Linked DNA regions of Homo sapiens: region 1 is linked to region 2. Evidence: read pairs that join two places in POLR2A ChIA-PET (ENCODE). Cell type or tissue: CD4-positive, alpha-beta T cell. All regions are shown on one strand. Links, peaks and the distances in the headings refer to the core of each region. The heading gives the core; the rest is flanking DNA.

Region 1 (10,316 bases), core at 263-5,262, 100 kb after region 2:
GATCACGCTACTGCACTGCAGCCTGGGTGACAGAGTAAGATTCTGTCTCGAAAAAAAAAAAAGACGTTAAAAGGAACACTTTTCAGTATCTTTAATTTCACATAGTGAATCTATTTTGATTAAATGCTTTTTATTCGGTGACTGTTAAAATATTAAAATTTTTAGCTGTTAGTACTATGTCTCATCTTTTTATTTATAGGATTGTCACCAGACCTGCAATCTATGGAGCAGATTCGGAGAATTATGAGACCTACTGATGTCCCTGATACAGGTAAGTGTAGAGAGAAGTTTAATTGTTTTGTGTAAAGTGTTTTCATATTTGAACTTGATTACATTTAGTGGAAGTAGGATTGGCTTATGTAATAAATAAAAGAGCTTTTTTCATAGTCAATAAGCCAGCTACAGATTACTTTATTTGCAGTAATACACAATTTTTCACTTTGCACTGATCCTCAAAATGCGGAACCTTTTTATTTATAGTCATAATGTAGTTATTTGATCACAAAAAAGATTTTGCTGTTGAGTCCTTATACCTATTTTTCTAAATTCCCTCATTCATACTAGCATTGGTTATGTTCTTCAAAAATTTGTTAAATTAGACAAAAGTTTTTTAATTAAAATAATCTATTCTTTGCTTCTTAGGCAAGGATACAACTACCTTCTTTTCAAATGTCTAGTAGTTTTTTGTTATTTTCTATGTCCTCTATTTGAAATTTTTAGAGCTTTTTTTCAAGGGGGTGTGGGAGGGATTTCAATCTGTTGCCCAGGCTGGCCTTGAATTCCTAGGCTCAAGCAATCCTCCTGCCTCTTCTGAGTAGCTAGGGGACTCCAGGCATGTGCCATACCTGGCTTAAATTTTTAGAGCTCTTAAGGCTCTAGAGACCTGTGGTCAGTTTTGTGAAAATTACATTGGAAATCTCTGGGAAGGCTGGGAGCAGTGGCACTCACGCCTGTAGTCCCAGCGCTTTGGGAGGCTGAGGTGGGCAGGATCACTTGAGGTCGGGAGTTCCAGACCAGCCTGGCCAACGTGATGAAACCCCATCTCTACTAAAAATAACAAAAATTAGCTGGGCATGGTGGTGCGTTCCTGTAATCCTAGCTACTCAAGAGGCTGAGGCACGAGAATTGCTTGAACCTGGGAGACAGAGGTTGCAGTGAGCCGAGATCACACCACTGCACTCCAGCCTGGGTGACAGAGTGAAACTGTCTCAAAAAAAAAAAAAAAAAGAAAAAAGAAACAACAATCACCACAAAAAATGCTGCTCAGAACTACACATCAACCATTATAAATGGTATAGATCCTCTGATGTCAGTAGCCATGTAATACACTGTATGTTGTAATAAATTGTGTTAGGAGCTTTTTTTTTTTTTTTTTTTTTTTTTTTTGAGACAGAGTCTTGCCCTGTCACCAGGCTGGGGGGCAGTGGTGCAACCTCGGCTCACTGCAAGCTCTGCATCCCGGGTTCAAGTGATTCTTCTGCCTCAGCCTCCCGAGTAGCTGGGACTACAGGCGCCCGCCACCACACCCGGCCAATTTTTTGTATTTTTAGTAGAGATGGGGTTTCACCATGTTGGCCAGGATGGTCTCGATCTCTTGATCTTGTGATCCACCCACCTTGGCCTCCCAAAGTGCTGGGATTACAGGCGTGAGCCACCACACCTGGCCTGTGTTATGAGCTTTTTTACATAACACGACTTGTTGTGTTGATTATTTTTTAAAGTATGCATTTTATCACAGTTTTTGATTGTAATTATAGAATACATTTGACTAAACCTAACAAACTGGTATTTAAATAGTATTTTATTTAAAATGCTGTTTTTAGGCCTGGTGCACTAGTTCATGCTTGTAATTCCAACAGTTTGGGAGGCCAAGGCAGGAAGATCACTTGAGGTGAGGAGTCGAGACCAGCCTGGGCAACATAACACCCATCTCTACAGAGAAAAAAAAAATTTTTTTTTTTAATTAGCCACATGTCGCAGCACCGCGGCTACTCAGGAGGCTGAGGCAGGAGGATCACTTCAGCCTGGGAAGTTGAGGCTGCGGTGACCTGTGATTGTGCTCCTGCATTCTAGCCTGGGTGACACAGTGAGACCCTCTCTTTCAAAAAACACCCAAAGTGCTATTTTTAAAATAAGGTATAATATAAATATGTATTACTGGTCATTCTTCAGAATATCTGTTTATAGTTCAGATGTAAACTGATCTAGTGTGATATGCTAGGCTTCTGTTTTTAGCATGTTTTATTTATTTTAGCGTATTTTAATGAGAAGTTTTCAAGATGCTGAAAACAGTTATTTTGATCTTTGATAGTGTCTGCAACATTCAGAAATTTAATTTATAAGTTAATACATTATTTGAAGCAGCCTAGTTGATTGTGATGCTAGCTCATTAAACAATAAATCTTGACTCTGAAATTCTTTTTGAGACAGAATTTCACTCTTGTCGCCCAGGCTGGAGTGCAATGGCCTGATCTCGGCTCACTGCAACCTCCACCTCCCAGGTTCAAGCAGTTCTCTTGCTTCAGCCTCCCAAGTAGCTAGAATAACAGGTTCCTGCCACTGTGCCCAGCTAATTTTTGTATGTTTAATAGAGACAGGGTTTCACCATGTTGGCCAGGCTGGTCTTGAACTCCTGACCTCTGGTGATCCGCCCACCTCGGCCTCCCAAAGTGCTGGGATTACAGGCGTGAGCCACCATACCTGGCCTGAAATTCTTATCTAGACCCTGTTAAGGTTAAAGAATTCCAGATTGTTGTTGCTACCATTATTTGATTTTTTTAATGCATCCAGAGTGTCATGTTTCCTAAACCTCAAACTCTATTCTAATTTTATACAGTTTTATTGTCTCACTGAAATTATAGATTCTTGAGATCGAGACCATCCTGGCTAACACGGTGAAACCCCATCTCTACTAAAAATTCGCTGGGTGTGGCAGTGGGCGCCTGTAGTCCCAGCTACTCGGGAGGCTGAGGCAGGAGAATGGCATGAACCCGGGAGGTGGAGCTTGCAGTGAGCCGAGATCGTGCCACTGCACTCCAGCCTGGGTAACAGAGCGAGACTCCGTCTCAAAAAAAAAAAAAAAAAAAAAGAAATTATAGATTCTTAATACCTTAGCTTTCTACTGGAAAGAGGCTGGAAAGTATGAAAGCATTATTAAGCACTGGGTGGGTGTATATTTTCGAAGAGTCAGCTTCAACCAGAAAGGGCTTAAGAATTGAGACTGACTATTCCAGTGGATTTTGTGTGCTAGTGAATTTCTTAAAACAACATACAGGGAGCTTGGGATATATCAATGATAGAGATTGAATACATTGCCACTAATTCTACAAATGGTTTTATAATGCCTCTATCAAGATATGATGTACTGTAACTGAAAATGAAGATGCCCTTTCCTCCTAAACCATACTATGATGTTTATGGATTATTTAAAATTCTTAAAACTGACTTAACTCTTTAAAAATTATCTTCTTGGCTGGGCGCGGTGGCTCACACTTGTAATCCCAGCACTCTGGGAGGCCGAAGCGGGCGGATCACGAGGTTAGGAGATCGAGACCATCCTGGCTAACACAGTGAAACCCCATCTCTACTAAAAATACAAAAAATTAGCCGGGCGTGGTAGCGGGCACCTGTAGTCCCAGCTACTCGGGAGGCTGAGGCAGGAGAATGGCGTGAACCCGGGAGGCAGAGTTTGCAGTGAGCAGAGATTGCACCACTGCATCCCAGCCTGGGCAACAGAGCGAGACTCCGTCTCAAAAAAATATATATGTATCTTCTCTTAGCCACTGCAATTCTTAGAAAATCACCATCACCATCTCAACATCCACCCTTCTTTTAATATCACTACAGTTGGACTTTTACCCACTCCGTTACCCTCAATCACCAAGAAACTTGCATTGAGGTCTGATGATTTAATTGTAAGTGGCACATTTTTGGTCTTCGTCCTACTGCCCTTGTTCATGGCACATTTCCTACTTTAGGACGATTGTTTCCCCTTTCGGGATACGTTTACTATACTAAGCCCTTTGTCTTGATCATTCCTTCTCAATACCTAATGTTCATTCTCCCTCATCTACCTGCCTATTAAATGTTTGAATTCCTCAGAATTCATTTGCTGGTCTTCTCACTTTGTATTCCTAAGGTGGTCTGAGTCCCTCTTAAGATTTCCACTACCATTAATATGATGACAATACTCAAGTAAATATTTTTAACCCTGACCTCTTTTCCAGGGCTCCAAACATTACCAAAGTCAAGGATCTGATCTGATTTTGTTCTTCCACATTTAAAAAAAAATCCTCAGGGTCTCAGTAGAAAATGTTTTTTTTTCGCTCAAGTGATCTGTAGATCAAATACAATTCCAGTGAAATCACAATTGAGTTTTTTATGGAATTAGGCAATTGTTTTTAATGTTTATGTGGAAGAACAAAAGATCAAAAAGTAACCAAGACAATCCTGAAAAAAAAATGGAGGATACTAGCCCTACCAAATATAAAGACTTATTAAAAAGCTCTAGTCTGTTATTGGCTCAGGGATAAGTAAAATAGACTAACAGAATAGACTGTGGTGCTCAGAAACAGTGGAACCGTAAGGAAAGGATGAACTGTTGAGGAAATACCACTGGGTTGTTTGGTTATTCATATGGAGAAACTACCCAAAAGATGAACAGCCTTTTCCATGTATTGTTGTGCTGTAAGTGCCATGCACATATTTCCTATATGTGGAAAGGGTTGGAAAGTACTACCTTAAGAGGCCATGGAAGATTATATTTGTATGGTTTGTATGGTTGCTTTAACAAAAGTATAAGTTACATAGGCTGGAATACTTAGGCAAGTGATGGTCATTGTTTAGTAAAAGGTAAGAGGGCAAGAAAGGAACTGAAATTTGATGTAGATGTGCTATATTCTATAAATCTGTAAATTTTGTTCTTAATTGCTGTATTTCTGTCCTTTAAAGGTTTGCTCTGTGATTTGCTATGGTCTGATCCAGATAAGGATGTGCAAGGCTGGGGAGAAAATGATCGTGGTGTTTCCTTTACTTTTGGAGCTGATGTAGTCAGTAAATTTCTGAATCGTCATGATTTAGATTTGATTTGTCGAGCTCATCAGGTATGAAATATAAAACTCTTAAGCTTTTTCTTTTTTCTTTCTTTTTTTTGGGGGCAGACGGAGGGGCAGACAGATTCTTGTTCTGTCACCCAGGCTGGAGTGCAATGGCGCAATCTCTGCTCACTGCAACCTGTGCCTCCCGGGTTCAGGCAGTTCTTGTGCCTCAGCCTCCCAAGTAGCTGGGACGATAGCCGTGTGCCACCACACCTGGACTCTTAAACATTTATTATTTGTTAACTTCACATAAGCCCTCTCATTTTGTTTTGAGGAAACATATCCAAGAAAGCTAAATGAGTTGTACAAGGAAAGCAGTAGGAGAGGTGGCAGAGCCAGTTCCTGGATCTCACACTTAACAATCTAGTGATTTGTTAACCTTTTATCACCCTAAAAGAGGAAATGTTTAGAAATATTTTGGGGCTGGGCATGGTGGCTCACATCTATAATCCCAGCACTTTGGCAAGCTGAGATGGGTGGATTGCTTAAGTACAGGAGTTTGAGACCAGCCTGGGCAACAAAATGAGATTCCATCTCTACAAAAAAAATCAAAAATTTAGCTGGGTGTGGTGGTGCGTGCCTGTGGTCCCAGCTACGTGGGAGGCTGAGGTGGGAGGATCGCTTGAGCCTAGGAGATCAAGGCTGCAGTGAGCCATGTTTATGTCACTGCTCTCCAGCCCTTGTGAAAGAGCTAGACCCAGTCTCAAAAAAAAGAATGTATTTTTGTAGTATACAGCAAACCTAACAAAATTTTCAGTGCTTCTTTGAAGCTTTGTAGATATGATTTAGATTTTTTTTTTTTTTTTTTTTTTTGAGATGGAGTCTCACTCTGTCACCCAGGCTGGAGTGCAGTGGCACAATCTCTGCTCACTGTAACCTCCGCCTCCCAGGCTCAAGCGATTCTTCTGCCTCAGCCTCCGGAGCAGCTGGGATTACAGGCACGCACCACCACGCCTGGCTCATTTTTGTATTTTTAGTAGAGACAGGGTTTCACCATGTTGGCCAGGCTGCCCTTGAACTCCTGAGCTCAAGTGATCTGCGCCTCAGCCTCCCAAAGTGCTGAGATGACAGGCGTGAGCGTGAACCACTGTGCCCAGCCTCATTTTTATATAATCTTTGTGCATAATGGCGATTTTGATAAGAGCAAACCACACTTTAAAAAAGTATTTTTGAGACCATTGAAGAATTTGATTGTGGCTCAGTGCAGTGGCTCATGTCTGTAATTCCAGCACTTTGGGAGGCTGAGGCAGGCAGATCCTTTGAGCCCCAGGAGCTGGAGACCAGGCTGGGCAACATGACAAAACTCTGTCTCCACAGAAGATACAAAACAGCCAGATGTGGTGGTGTGCACCTGTAGTCCCAGCTTGCTTGGGAGGCTGTGGCAGGAAAGTCGCTTGAGCTCAGGAGGCAGAGGTTGCAGTGAGTGTAGATCGTACCATTTCACTCCTGCCTGTGCAATGGGTGTGAAACTCAGTCTCAAAAAAAGAGAACATTTGATTGTAGACTTGGTAATAGGTATGAATTATTTAATCTTTTAATTTTTTGTTTTTGTTTGAGGCCGAGTCTCACTCTGTCACCTAGGCTGGAGTGCAGTGGCATGATCTCGGCTCACTGCAACTTCCGCCTCCCAGGTTCAAGTGATTCTCCTGCCTCAGCCTCCCGAGTAGCTGGGACTACAGGCGCCTGCCACCACGCCTGGCTAATTTTTGTATTTTTAGTAGAGACGGGGTTTCACTATACTGGCCAGGCTGATCTCAAACTCCTGACCCCAGGTGATCTGCCCACCTCAGCCTCCCAAAGTGCTGGGATTACAGGTGTGAGCCACTGCTCCTGGCCGGTATCAATTATTTTAGCTGTTTCATAATCATTAATTGTTATGTAAGAAGAATGTCTGTGTTTTTCCAGGAATGCATACTTGAGTGTGTAGAGGTAAAATGACATGCCTGGGATTTGCTTTAAAATAATATCAGCAAAGAGAAAAGGAGAGGGAGAAGATAAACAAATGTAGCAAAATCATGAAAAGTATTGAATTAGGCTGATGAGTTAATGGGAGTTAATTCAAGTCGTCTTTATCTACTTTTGTGTATATTTGAAATTTTTCATTATAAAAACATTTATACAGTTCAGGGTTTTTGGTTGTCTTTTATGTCCGCCACCACTAACTAGATTGTGTACTCTAAGGAAGGGATTACAACTTGTTTTTGAATCTCTGTTGCTTTATATAGTTGCTGACATTGTAGCATAGTGTATCATGCACATACAGTGTTGAATAAATTAATAAAAGCGTATTTAATTAAGTATATGCTGTCCCACAGTACTTCCCTTTCTTTCTGGAGCTTTACTCCCCATGACACTTACTACTGCTGCCTCTTTCTTTGATCCTAAGTGATAAAAATGACTGGCTTTTTATTCTTTGCTTATTGTATATTACATGCCACTTTTATTTAGCAGGATTTCTTGGTGGTTCCATTGAAATGAGGTCATGTTCCCACATCCTTTGATTTTGGCAAAGTAGTTTTTTGTTGTTGTTGTTTGTTTTTTTTGTGAGACAGAGTCTCACACTGTTTCCCGGGCTGGTGTGCAGTGGCACCATCTCGGCTCGCTGCAACCTCCACCTCCCGGGTTCAAGTGATTCTCCTGCCTTAGCCTCCCGAGTAGCTGGGACTACAGGTGTATGCCACTAGCCTGGCTAGTTTTTGTATTTTTAGTAGAGACGGGGTTTCACTATGTTGGCCTGGCTGGTCTCGAACTCCTGACCTCGTGATCTGCCCGCCTCGGCCTCCCAAAGTGCTGGGATTATAGGCACGAGCCACCTCGCCCGGCCTGACAAATAGTTTTTTAAATCAGTAAAACTGTGTTTATGATTTTGATAAATATGCCTTCTATTAAATAACAAGGCAGAATTGCTAAGTTTCCTAACTAAAATGACCCCTGATAATCAGTTTTTTTCAGCCATAGATCTTCATTCACTGGTCTTTTCAAAAATAAATGATGATTTTTAAAAATCAGGTTTCTGAACTACGCTAGTTTGCATGGTCTTTTGTTTTCCAGAAACTGCCAAAATCCTTCTATTGTGCTTATTTTCAAATAATTGTCTCTAAAATTCTAGAAATATTCCCTTTAAAAAAGAAAATTTGAAAGAATGAACAAGTAAGCAAACTAAAAAACCAAGAACTAAAAACATGGAGTCCATGACCAGCCTGGGCAACACAGTGAAACACGAAACCCTGTCTCTACAAAAAAATACAAAAAACTGGCTGGGCACCGTGGCTCACGCCTGAAGTCCCAGCATTTTGGGAGGCTGAGGCGAGTGGATCACCTGAGGTCAGGAGTTCGAGGCCAGCCTGAAAAACATGGAGAAACCCCATCTCTACTAAAAATATAAAATTAGCTGGGCACGGTGGCACATGCCTGTAATCCCAGCTACATGGGAGGCTGAGGCAGGAGAATCGCTTGAACCTGGGAGGCAGAGGTTGCCGTGAGCCGAGATCGCGCCGTTGCACTCCAGCCTGGGCAACAAGAGCAAAACTCCATCTCGAAAAAAAAAAAGAAAAGAAATACAAAAAAATTAGCCAGGCATGGTGGCACACACCTGTGGTCTCAGCTACTCAGGAGGCTGAGGTGGGAAGATCTCTTGAGCCCCAGGAAGTTGTGACTGCAGTAAGCCAAGATTGCACCACTACACTCCAGCCTAGGCAGCAGAGCGAGACCCTGTCTCCACACAAGCACATACACAGAGAAACAACTAAAAACATGAGTGCCATTTGCTATGTGGAGCAGGGGTCACAGGGATTAGATAAGGTGGCTATGGTCTTAGGAGAAAAGGTTCATCTAAATTGTACCATAAGGTAATTTCAGCAGAAGCATGTTCCTAGTACTGAGGTAGGAGTTATTTTAATAAGTAAATGCCTTCGTAATTGCTTTTTTATATTAGCAAGTGGTGTCGGATAATTTTGCTAATTAAAAGATACCTAAAATAAATTTAAAAGTAATCTTGCCCACCGTAAATAAATATAAAATATTTACATATTATTGTGTTCCTCAAATTTGTAGACTGAGAGAAAAATTGTTTAAATTACTCAGAAATTGACAACTGGTTCTAGAAATGTTAACTCATCAAGGCCAGGCACGGTGGCTCACGCCTGTAATCCCAGCACTTTGGGAGGCCGAGGCGGGCAGATGACCTGAGGTCAGGAGTTTGAGATCAGCCTGGCCAACATGACAAAACCTCATCTCTACTAAAAATACAAAAATTCATCGGGCTTGCTGGTGGGTGCGTGTAGTCCCAGCTATTTGGGAGGCTGAGGCAGGAGAATGGCTTGATCTGGGAGGCAGAGGTTGTAGTGAGCCGAGATCATGCCACTGCACTCCAGCCTGGGTTGACAGAGCAATATTCCATCTCAAAAAATAAAAAATAAAAATAAAAATACAGTCTGTTGGCAGTTAATTTAAGGAGCATGATCCATGTAAATTAAACTCAACTTAGTAATGTTTTCAGTGTGTAGCCAGTAGTGTTTTCAGTGTGTAGCCATGTAATAATAATACATATTTTAAAATCAAAGCAAGAAGTAAGCTCTTCGCAAAGTCGTTCATTGTCTGGTTGTTGCTCATTTAATTAAGGATTCTGTAGTTGGATTATAATGCCCTCATCAAAGTAATAATTGATGTCCCTCTGAAAAACACGTAGATTAATTAAAATAAAATTAAATTTAAAACTTAAAAACAAAAAAAGTACTTAGTGTCCCAGCTCCCTGTAGTCATGATGCCTATTAGTATGTTTTGTTTCATGGGGAGCCTTGCAAATGGCATGATTTTTAAGCTTTCAGGAGTGGTGAATTTATTATTCCAATTAAGCTAAATTGTTTCCATTATAGAAAAGGCACACCAGTTTTAATGTTCTAAGCAAAGTTTAAGAATAAAAATCACAACTTCCAAAACAAAACAGGGTGGTTTGGGGGTGAGGTGGGGCACAGTCTTTGCCACCTTAACCTTAATTAGTATAGATGGTTCAGAATTACCCACCAATAAATGTTTTTTCTTCTGACATTTCCTTTGACAGGTGGTGGAAGATGGATATGAATTTTTTGCTAAACGACAGTTGGTAACCTTATTTTCAGCCCCAAATTACTGTGGCGAGTTTGATAATGCTGGTGGAATGATGAGTGTGGATGAAACTTTGATGTGTTCATTTCAGGTATGATGTAAACATAAATATATAAG
Region 2 (10,316 bases), core at 1,987-6,986:
GGTTCCAACCCTGCCGCTTACCAGCTGAGTGACTGTGTGCATAGCACTTTACCTCTCTGAGTCTTTGTTTTTTCATCTTTAAGATGGTTATAATATTCTTACCCTGCCTACTTCCCAAATCAGTCACCTTGATTGATCAAACATGATCAAGTGATCAACTAAGTCATGTTTCTAAAATTATGGCCCATTTTAAAGGGGCCATAGAAACTGGTCACATAAAATGGGCACTGATGCTCCTTGCAGTGTTAGGCACTTTGCAGGGGCGCTGAGCAATCAATCCTGCTGAGTCAGTGAGGCATAGCCCAGCCTGCAATGCCAGCTCTCTGAGCACACAGAATAGACAGACACCTACATGGGATGATCTGTGGGCAACTACAAGGCTTCATCTACCCCTAAAACTTTCCCTTCCTTCCCCAGCCTAGAGTTCTTCCCATTAGAATCACTCCTCCAAAGTATCTGTGAGATAGCTCAGAGCACAAAGGTCTCCAGGGTAGAGGCAAGTAGGGACTGGAATCCAACCCAAACTCTGCCCACCAAGGCCCATAACTGCCCAGAGGGAGGGCGCTTTTCTCTCATTCTTATGGGTGGCTTGCCACATGGGCCAGCATATACTTTGCCTGGAGGTTAGAAAACACGTTATCAGGGTTTAAATGAGCAAATGCTACCTGAAATGGAAGGATCACTCTTCTCTTGCCTCCCATTGAAAAATACATGGAGCTGAGCTCTGGGAAAATGAAACCCCAACCAGTGAATTTCACGTGCATGTGTGTGAGAGAGAATCAGAGTGTGTGTGTGCATGTGCGTGCATACACATGCTCGATACATGTGTATACACATTCATATGCACACGTGTCTGTGTGTAAACCTTAGTCCTCAAGGGTATGGCAAGGGAGGGTAGGATGATGGGACCCCCAGGCAGCCCAGTGTTAGCCCTGAGGTACTGGAAGCCATGAACAAATGCTGGATACGAGGCCAGGACAGCAAGGTTCTCAACTGGGTTCTGGGGGGAGAGGCACAGAGGGAGGTTTGACCAATACAAACTTGTTTGACCTCATAATCCTGTTGAAGCTGAGCCTTCCAGCTTAGGCTATAGGGGAATAACTACAGCCTGCGATACTACATGAGGAGTCACAAGACTCCACCCTCTGACCTTTGAGATGAGCCCTCAGCCATCCCTCCAAGCACCTGCTGGAGCACTTTCTGCCCCTCTTCTTTTTGGCAACATGGTCAGAATCCTGACCGCTGCCAGCTGGCTTCGGTCAACATGAAGGAGCAGCCACAGCCATTTCAAGGTCACTTGTGGAATTGCGTCCACGTGGACTCCGGTGACTCCTGTGCTCTTCCTTTTACTCCGAATGAGACACTTCATTGTTTGAGGTCTGAGAATTCTCCAGGGAGTTCTGGGAACTGGATGCTGGGCAAGACAATAAATAGAGATGGCGGAACATGCCATTCGTGGGAAGGGAAAGAGATTTGCCTTCAGGGAGGGCAACACAATAGCCCAGGGGTGTAGCTTCCCATAAACCTTGGCAGCGTGGCCCACAGCACCAAGGACACGGTCACCTACAGCAAGAGGGTGGGGTCTGTAGCCAAGCAGCTCCCCATGGGCAGGAGGAAAAGGAAGAAGTCATATGTAGAGCAAACTACACACCCTCCCTGAACCTCCTATTTTGGGAAATGAGGAATAAAATGCTACTTGTTATAGGCCTTGTTGGTCTGGATGAAAGCCTTCAAAAGCCTCATACGTAAATGCTTCAAAGCATTTTCAAATAGTTGCTTCAATTTTAATGTAAAATTGATCAGAAGGCCAAAGAGTCACCTGTTTCCAAGAATGTCTATCATGTTATCACAATAGTGCAGGTGATTCTCTGACCCTCACTGACAGCCCATTCACATTCCCCATGCTCTTGTCTATGCTTTTTGATGTGTCTGACCATTCATAGGCAGTGGGAAAAAGAAAAGAGAAAAACAGTCACACTCTTGCAGTCATTTCAGTGGGTGATTCTCTGTCTTGCTCATCAGGGTTCCCCTTGGTGCTCTCATAACAGATCACAGTGACAAACTCCCCTGATATCTGTGGCACCCGGTGCAAGAGTACAAATGGAGGCCCTCAGACATAGGTCTAATATTTTAAAATTATATGTCAAGCTAACAAACTTAAATATGTTCTACTAGCCTATCTTGAAAATATACATGCACAATGACTTAGAAGGCTGCTTTCAAATTTAGAATTCTCACTCTTCCAGAGAATGCCAGCTCCCAGATGCTTAGTCCTGGACTCATGGACTTATCCTCCCATCTCCCACTCTACTTGCCCCCAGCCCAACCCACAGGCCCAAGCTCCATCCACATGCCCCACTCACAGCCACCCCTTTGCTATTTCTTAAGCCTAGGGGTGCACAGACTAGCCATACTGGCTGTGACCTCAGTCTTTGGGAGGATAGATCTGGGAAAGAAGCCCGGAAAAGTTTGGAACAGGCTAGGAGCCTTTCAGGTGGGGAATTCCAGGAATTATTATATTTGATCTTAAAGGGAGAGGCCTGGGTCGGGGGAAATGAGCATAAGTTGGAAGAGGAAAGTGCAAACCGAAGGAAGGGCTGGCTGTGGTGGTACACACCTGTAGTCCTAGCTACTCCAGAGGCTGAGGCGGGAAGATCACTTGAGCCCAGGAGTTCAAGACTGCAGAGAATATCCAGAGAATGTTTTAGAAGGGAGCCATGGGCTTCACAGAGTCACGTCTCCTTGGCCCTGTAGACTCCTTCCCCACAGGGAGAGGCATGGCTAGAAGAGGGTCAGGATGGAGTCCTCTAAAGGAGCAGCCACAGCCATTTCAAGGTCACTTGAAGATCCTGTGAGCCCAAGAGTTCAAGACTGCAGTGAGCTATGATCGCACCACTGCACTCCAGCCTGGGTGCCAGAACAAGACCCTGTCTCTAACAACAACCCACCTCACCCCCCGAAAAAAAAGAAGGGATGAAGGTCAATCCCACTATTCGTGACTATTAAGATTGAGGCAGGGCCAGTCATGGTGGCTCGCGCCTGTAATCCCAGCACTTTGGGAGGCCGAGGCATGCCGATGGCTTGAGCCCAGGAGTTCAAGACCAGCCTGGGCAACATGACAAAACCCCATCTCTACCTTAAATATATATATATACAAAAGTTAGCCAGGTATACTGGTATGCACCTGTGGTCCCAGCTACTCAGGAGGCTGAGGTGGAAAAATCACTTAGCCTGGGAGCTCAAGGCTAAGTAGTGAACCTGCAGTGAGAAGTGATCATGCCACTGTGCTCCAGCCTGGGCAACAGAGTGAGACCCTGTCTCAAAAAAAAAAAAAAAAAAAAGATTGAAGCAGGGCAGCAGGTGTTTGGGAAAAAGGTTTCTCACCCCATGTGGTTAGCTGGCCCTCCTAGGACCATGGCTTACTATTTGACCTTGGGCAAGTTTCTTAATTCTCCAGGCCTCAGTTTTCTCAGCATTTTCCTTAAATGAGCCTTCTGAAGACTAAAAGAGATAACACCTGTTAAATGCCTGGCCCAGAGGAAGCAGTTGGTAATTGGTAGGTATTAGTATTATTTTCCTCTCCAGTGGGAGAGCAGGAAACAGAATGGCCAGGCTGGAGCCAGCTCAGCCCTGGTGTCTTCCCTAGAGGACAACATGCTGCTCCCCAGCCCTGAGCACGCCAGTCTTCAGGTCCTGCCAGGTACAGGACAGCTTGTAGTCCCACACGGCAGTCGGTCGGCCAACCGCACCCCACAAGCCTCATCCAATATTGATGCAGTGTCTAATGTCTCCTGAACACAATACACTGCTTCTCAAACAAGCTCCTGCCTTTCTATGACCCAGAGGAGGCAGAGGACTCTTGACATCCCTTAAACAGCTACACACCTGGTAAATTTTGCCCCTAATCACAGGCAAATGTTATGCGAACCATTTCTTTCCAGGCCGGATGAATGGTCCCACTGCCTGCTTTCAGGGTTTTCCTCACTACTCTGGCTCTTCCAAGAAAGGAAAGAAAGGAGATGAAAACCACAGTTGGAAGCACCTCCTCTGTGCCAGGCACAGGACAAAAGGCTGTGCATGCATAATCTAATCCCAACAGGAATCCTTCCAAGTGGGTGCTATGGGCTACCATTTATAGATGGGACTGAGATGTAAGGGGGTTGATTAGGTCACTCAAGCAAGATCACACCATTTGGATGGGGCGAAGTTAAACTTTAGATTCCGCATCTCAGACTGGTGTGCCCTGCTGACGCTACTCAGGAAATGAGACTGAAGTGTGTGGGAAATCCCCACGCCCCAGCAAGCAGGCCTGTGGCCAGGACCACTGCCTGGGGTCAGGCTCACTTAGCTGCCCTGCACCACTTTCCTGGAAGGTTTCATCATTGAAATTAAGGAATAATTTCTTATAGTTTGCCACAGAGTTAAGCCAAGTCAAAACTTTTAAGTTCTACTGGCCCCTGCCAAGCGATTGCAGATCAGATCTCCTCTCCTGCCCCCAAGGAGCTGCCTTTGTTTCCTTCTTTGTCCTGTCACAGCCCTCCCCCAAAGCATTAGATTCAGAAAGGCCTGGGCACTTGGGGCTGGGGGTGGCACAGGGGAATGAAACACTTGGAGAGGAAAAAAAAAAACAACAACCCTGACTAATACAAAAGAAATTTCCCAACCACATATGCACCATATAATTACCTACATACATACACATACATAATGAAGGAGATCTTAAAGCATGCATTTAGTAAGGCTTTACAGAATAAATGTATTTGAGGGCAGTCTTCCAGTAAGTGAACATTAATCAACAGAGAACAAGAAAGATAAATATTCTACCCAGCAAGCCAAGGGATAATAATACCCCTCATAGGGCCAGAGAAATTGAAGGGAGAAGATAATGAGTTGTTTTCTTTATGCTCAAATTAAAGGTGGGACAACTAAATGTATTCCTTCTTCAGCACCTACTATGTGCCTGAACCAAAACAAGGCAAAACAGCCAAAAACAAAGCAAGACACTGTGGGTACATAGCAGGTCTAGGACCAGAGGAGGCCAAGGGGACAGAAGATGGATGGGGATGTCGGGGGGCCTCCCCCGTGTCCATTCCTGGTAAACCCAGCTTCCTGTGCAGCTCAGGCCTTGGAAGAAGCCAGCCCTGCGCCCCCCACCTACTCTGGGGCAGGGTCTCACCCCCTGACTATACGTTTGGTTGTGAGGGTCAAGACACATGAGCTGGTCAGAGATCACTTGGCAAGAGCCAAGAGAGCTTAGAGAGTTTTGACTTGTGACAAACACTAAAGGAAAGCAGTGCAGTAAATGGGCCTGACCCCAGGCAGAGGCCCTGAGCACAGACCCATTGTGGGGACTTCCATGTTCCTCGGTCCAAGGGCCACATCCTGACCCAGCTCAGGACCATGGAACAGCAGGTGAGGTGTGCCGGGTACCTCGGGGAAAGCTTCCCTTGCTCTTCTGGAACCATTCCCCAAAACCCTGTCTATCTCTCCTGAGTCTGGGCAGGTGTGTATGTGAAGCCAAGAGCAGTTGAAGCCATGTTACCACCCTGAGGGAAATCAGACTCAAGATGAAGCAGGGCCCACAGAAGGTGGAACAGAGAGACAGAGATTTTGAAAAAGGAGCTGTCATCTATGCCAATCTTCCTGAGAAACTGATGAGACAGAAATGAAACAGGGTCCCCAATTCCCGTATTAGATGGTGGAGGATGACCAAAACCCTGAGTAGCATCAGGGTCCTTAAAGGATGCTGTTCCCAGATGAGGGGCCCCCAAAGGAGGGCAAACTGGGCTGCTTGTCAATGGGGTCCGAGGACCAGAGCGGCCTTGGTCACTGAGGAGGTCCCATTGTGAAACAGCTAAGAGCTTCGGCATCCGCGGCCTGGGCTTGAGTCCTGGCTCTGCCCCTAGCTCGTGTCATCTTAGCAAATGACTTAACTTCAGAGAGCCTCTGTTTCCTAAACTGACCAATGGAGACAAATACACCTACCCCAAAATACGGCTGTACGGATTCAACGAGGTGAAGTGCATGCAAGGGCTTGGCACACGGTGAGTGTCCCATGAGCGTTAGTTGTGCTGCTTGAGGCCCAGTGTTCCAGGGGGGACGCCATAACCAAGTGTCCTCAAGAGCCGTTGGCTCCCAGGGAGAGAGGTGGACATGAGGTCACACATGAAGAGCTCTTGGCAGGGTGCCTGCTCACAGCAAGCGCTCAGCAAACGGCAGCTGCTGGAATGATTACCACTATTTTAAGCCTTCTCTACTCAGAAGCTAGATCACTGTTTGGACCCACATGGGCTCCTCCTCGGTAGGCTTAGGCCAGGCGGAGCACACCAGGCCCTCGGCATCATGCCCTTTGGCCCCCAGAGCCCCGTGTCTCCCTACCTCTGCACAGCTCCAGACATTAGCCTCCAACTCCAGGCCCCGGAGCCTGGAGAGAAACCTGCTTCCCAACATTACTCCCACATTCCTGCTGCAAGAATGCCTTTATATGGCACAGTCCTGTGGGCTGAGATTTAATTAACCCTTTACATGCCTTTGCAAAACACCACACCAGAGAACAATTCTTCCTCTGTCCTTGGAAGGTACTGATGCCAAGAGAATGTTTTCATTTGGTTATTATCTCTTGTCTCCTCTTGAGGAGATGCCGTCGTGCCGGTTATCCAAGGCAAGGACCTGTGTGAGCACCTCAGAAGCAGAACTCAGTGATTCTGGAAGTAGAAGAGAGACTTTGTTTGGGTTTGAGGTCGCCAAAAACGTTGCGGGCCTACTATGTACAAAGCATGGTGCGGGATGTACAAAGCTGAAAAACATGCAATTCTTGACTTCAGGATAGTCCCTAAGACAAGAGAGTAATGAGTCTACAGCCATACCGCCCTGAATGCGCCTTATCTAGGAAGCTAAGCAGAGTCAGGCCTAGTTAGTACTTGGAAAAGAGACAAAAGAGTAAATAAATTGTGGTGAATAAAACAGGAGAAATAATCTGAAAGGAAGGTAGAACCCTAGACCATTAAGCGCTTGTTAAAAAAAAAAATAATAGTAATAATGATAACACCACCAGCAAAAAACAAAAACCCCTAGTTTTGGAGCAGAGGCCTGGTTGGAAAGAGAAGAGCCAGGTGCAGATATTTGATCCTCTCCACTCTCCCACAAAGAGCTCGGCACAGGATAAGGTCAAACACAAGAAGATCACCGCTTATCAGTGACACATCTGCTAAGCTGCAGTCAGCGCCCGTCTGCCTGCCTGCTACCCTCTGTAACCCGGCCCGCCTTATCAGGAGCTCGGTCTATTTCCGCAAGTGAGGGGCAGCACAGCAAGAAGACCGGGATGGTGGCTCCAGTATACATCAGGAAGATGGGGCACTCAGCAACAGCCCTCTAGGAGATCTCCATGGTGCCAGGGGCTTTCTACTCAGGCCACACTAGATAGGGCTTCCACGCTGAACTCTCCAAAAGCCAGTTTGAGTCATGTCAGTATCAGTCTGTCCCCAACCCTCAACCATCAGTGGCTGCTTCCCTGTGCCAGACTCCTATTTAAACTCCTCAGCCCAGCATCTGGTGCCCTTCACCATCTGACTCCAGTTTGCTCTTCCAGCCTCATCCCCAGTACTCGTGCTGGTTCCTTCACCTAGAACACCTTGCCCGCCTCACCCGGGCTCCACTGTTGGAGTCCTGCCCACTCTTTCAGATCTGCCTCAGATACCTTTTCCCTCAGAGAGACTTCCCTGATCCACCCAGAACCCCTTCTTCCTCCCTGCCCCACCCATTTCCTGAAATGACCTCGATCTCCTCTGACTTCTCCTGCATTTTAGACCTGGCTGGTATCACTTGTCACATCCCACCTAGGATTGGGTCTCTCTTATTCCATTTACTTGGAAGCTCCCTGAGGTGAGACTCTCTATTGTACTGTTCTCCATCTCCCATCTCCGGAGGTTCACATGCCAAAGGTTCTCTCCCTTAAAGGATGGACTCGCTGCCGTAGCTTCCACCATTTTGTCAAAGTGGTGGACTCCAAAACTCAAGTTCCTATCTCCAGACAGCTCTCTGAGCATTGGTGTTTGTACATCCAGTTAGCATCTTGGAATCAGCGTGCTATAGCCCCCATAATACCTGAACTTCCTTTACTAACATAAATCCAAAAGTGAAGTCTTCCTCCTCTTCCTTGACTTCCCTATTCCTGCCATGGTGTAGAATGTACAAAGCTGGGAAACATGCAACTCTTGACTTCAAGGTAGTCCCTTGAAGTCACTGCCCAGTGCAGCGGGGCTATTGAAACCCCATCCTGGCCCCCAAATGCTCACAGCCACTCATGGAATGGGCATTCTCAGAAAATTCATTCTTGAATGCCCTTTCACCCTACCCATGCCTGTCTCCCCTGTAGCCTTCCCCTGTAACCCATCCGTCTTTTTCAGGCCACTCCCTCCTGCATCATGCATGGAAGGACCCTGATATAGTTTGGATATTTGTCTCCGCCGAAATCTCATGTTGAATTGTAATCCCCAATGCGGGAGGCGGGGCCTGGTGGGAGGTGTTTGAATCCTGGGGGCAGATCCCTCATAGCCTGGTGCTGTCTTTGTGATAGTGAGTTCTTGCAAGACCTGGTCATTTATAAGCATATGGCACTTCCCTCTATTCTCTCTCTCTTGCCCGTGCTTTTGCCATGTGACACGCCTGCTCCCCCTTTGCCTTCTTCCATGGCTGTAAGTTTCCTGAGGCCTCCCTAGAAGCCAAGCAGATGCTAGCACCAGGCTTCCTGTAAAGCCTGCAGAAACATGAGCCAATTAAACCTCTTTTCTTTATAAATTACCCAGTCACAGGTATTTCTTTATAGCAATGCAAGAACGGCCCAATACAGACCCTCTTCCCTAGCTTTCAACTTTCTTGCTGTTTTCCAGCCTCAGACTTGAGTTTCCTCCTTTCCCAGGCCTGGCTGTGCCTGAGAATGAAGTAAAAGACCCCCTTTCAGTGGGGTCTTTGTCCTCACTCTGTTCCCTGCTCTTGGTGACCCTAACTAGCTCAGGCACGTCTCCAGAAGATGCCTTCAGTTGTCCAGGCTGAAAAGCCCAGAATCAGCTTTAACTCCTCTCTCTCCTTCAGTGCCCAGGCCCATTTACTCCTCTGGTATAATGACTTTGGAATCTCCCCCTTGGGTCCTATCACTCTTCTTTGTCAAGACCCTGAAACATGCATCAGTACCAATTACTCCTTCCCTCCATGGGCTCCCCTGAGTGAGGTCCTCCTTCCATTCTAGTCCTAAGCACTTGGCTTATGAGTCTGTGTCTCCCTCCATACTGTGAGGATGAAGAAGGGACTAATCAATCCTGTGTCCCCAGTGTCAACAAAGGTCTTTTTTTTTTTTTTTTTGAGACGGAGTCTTGCTCTGTTGCCCAGGCTGGAGTGCAGTGGCACAATCTTGGCACATTGCAACCTCTGCCTTTGGGTTCAAGCAATCCTTCTGCCTCAGCCTCCCGAGTAGCTAGGATTACAAGCGCCGGCCACCACACCCCGCTAATTTTTGTATTTTTAGTAGAGACGGGGTTTCACCATATTGGTCAGGCAGGTCTCGAACTCCTGACCTCAGGTGATCCTCCTGCCTCAGTCTCCCAAAGCTCTGGGATTACAGGAGTGAGCCACCGCCCTGGCCTACAAAGGTCTTTTTTATAGTAGGTGCTCAATAAATGAAGACATATTGGATGAGTGCCCGCCTGCCATGTGCAAAATCCAGTGTTAAGTGCTAGGGGAACCCAGAAGCCCTGCTGCCTGGAAACCATTAGATATGGACTTACAGGATGGATAATGTAAGAACAAAGTGCAGACTGGTGCTGCAGGGCTTCTGAGAAAGAGAAGGCGACCCAACAGCACACAGTAAAACAAATATACGGGGAGGAGCAGGGAAGTAGAGGGGAGAGCTCAAAAGGGAGAAATGGTGCATGGCTAATAAGAGACAATGAATAGACCGGTTTGGGGAGGCCAGGTTGGAGAAATGGGCGGAGTCCAATTGCAAGGGCTGATGAATACCAGGGTAATGGCAATGCCTTTAGCTAACTTTCATTGAGTACCTGCTGGATACCAAACACTAATTTATGTTTTGTTCATGGATTATCTCATGTATTCCTTATAGTCCTATGAGGCAATTACTGTGATTACACAGTCTGGGTATGATTATACCCACTTTGAGGAAAGAGGATGAGGAAACTAAAGCATGGAAAGGTTCTCCCACTCACCCAGGCCCACACAGTGGTTAAGTGGTAGAGAAGGGAAGGGTTCAAACCAATGACAACTTGGTGCAAGAGCCTACACTCTCAGCCACTACCCTCTCCAGT

The links. Peaks named below come from ENCODE experiments on the same cell type or tissue, not always from the same donor. Only the 100,000 strongest peaks of a DNase experiment are listed, where the experiment ranks them.
Region 1: POLR2A ChIA-PET joins it to region 2 with 6 read pairs; 3 of 35 experiments call an interaction of 5 or more read pairs at or near these places.

Annotation. Positions count from the first base shown.
Region 1 is chr2:28,783,708-28,794,023 of GRCh38, forward strand. PPP1CB (protein phosphatase 1 catalytic subunit beta) reads left to right here. Exons shown (of 8, transcript NM_002709.3): 5 at 200-271; 6 at 4,951-5,102; 7 at 10,156-10,290. Among named protein-coding and RNA genes, the nearest start is that of SPDYA, 22 kb to the right of the region's middle. In CD4-positive, alpha-beta T cell, for the core only: no CTCF peak of the experiment used is centred there; no DNase peak of the experiment used is centred there.
Region 2 is chr2:28,677,124-28,687,439 of GRCh38, forward strand. It overlaps LOC105374384 (a long non-coding RNA gene), which reads right to left and starts at 6,450. Exons shown (of 3, transcript XR_939878.3): 1 at 5,986-6,450; 2 at 2,618-2,849; 3 at 1-1,414. It also overlaps the pseudogene RNA5SP89. RefSeq lists an enhancer at 4,209-4,298 and silencers at 5,622-5,828, 7,300-7,594. In CD4-positive, alpha-beta T cell, for the core only: no CTCF peak of the experiment used is centred there; DNase peaks (open chromatin) are centred at 4,268 and 4,608; H3K27ac peaks cover 336 bases.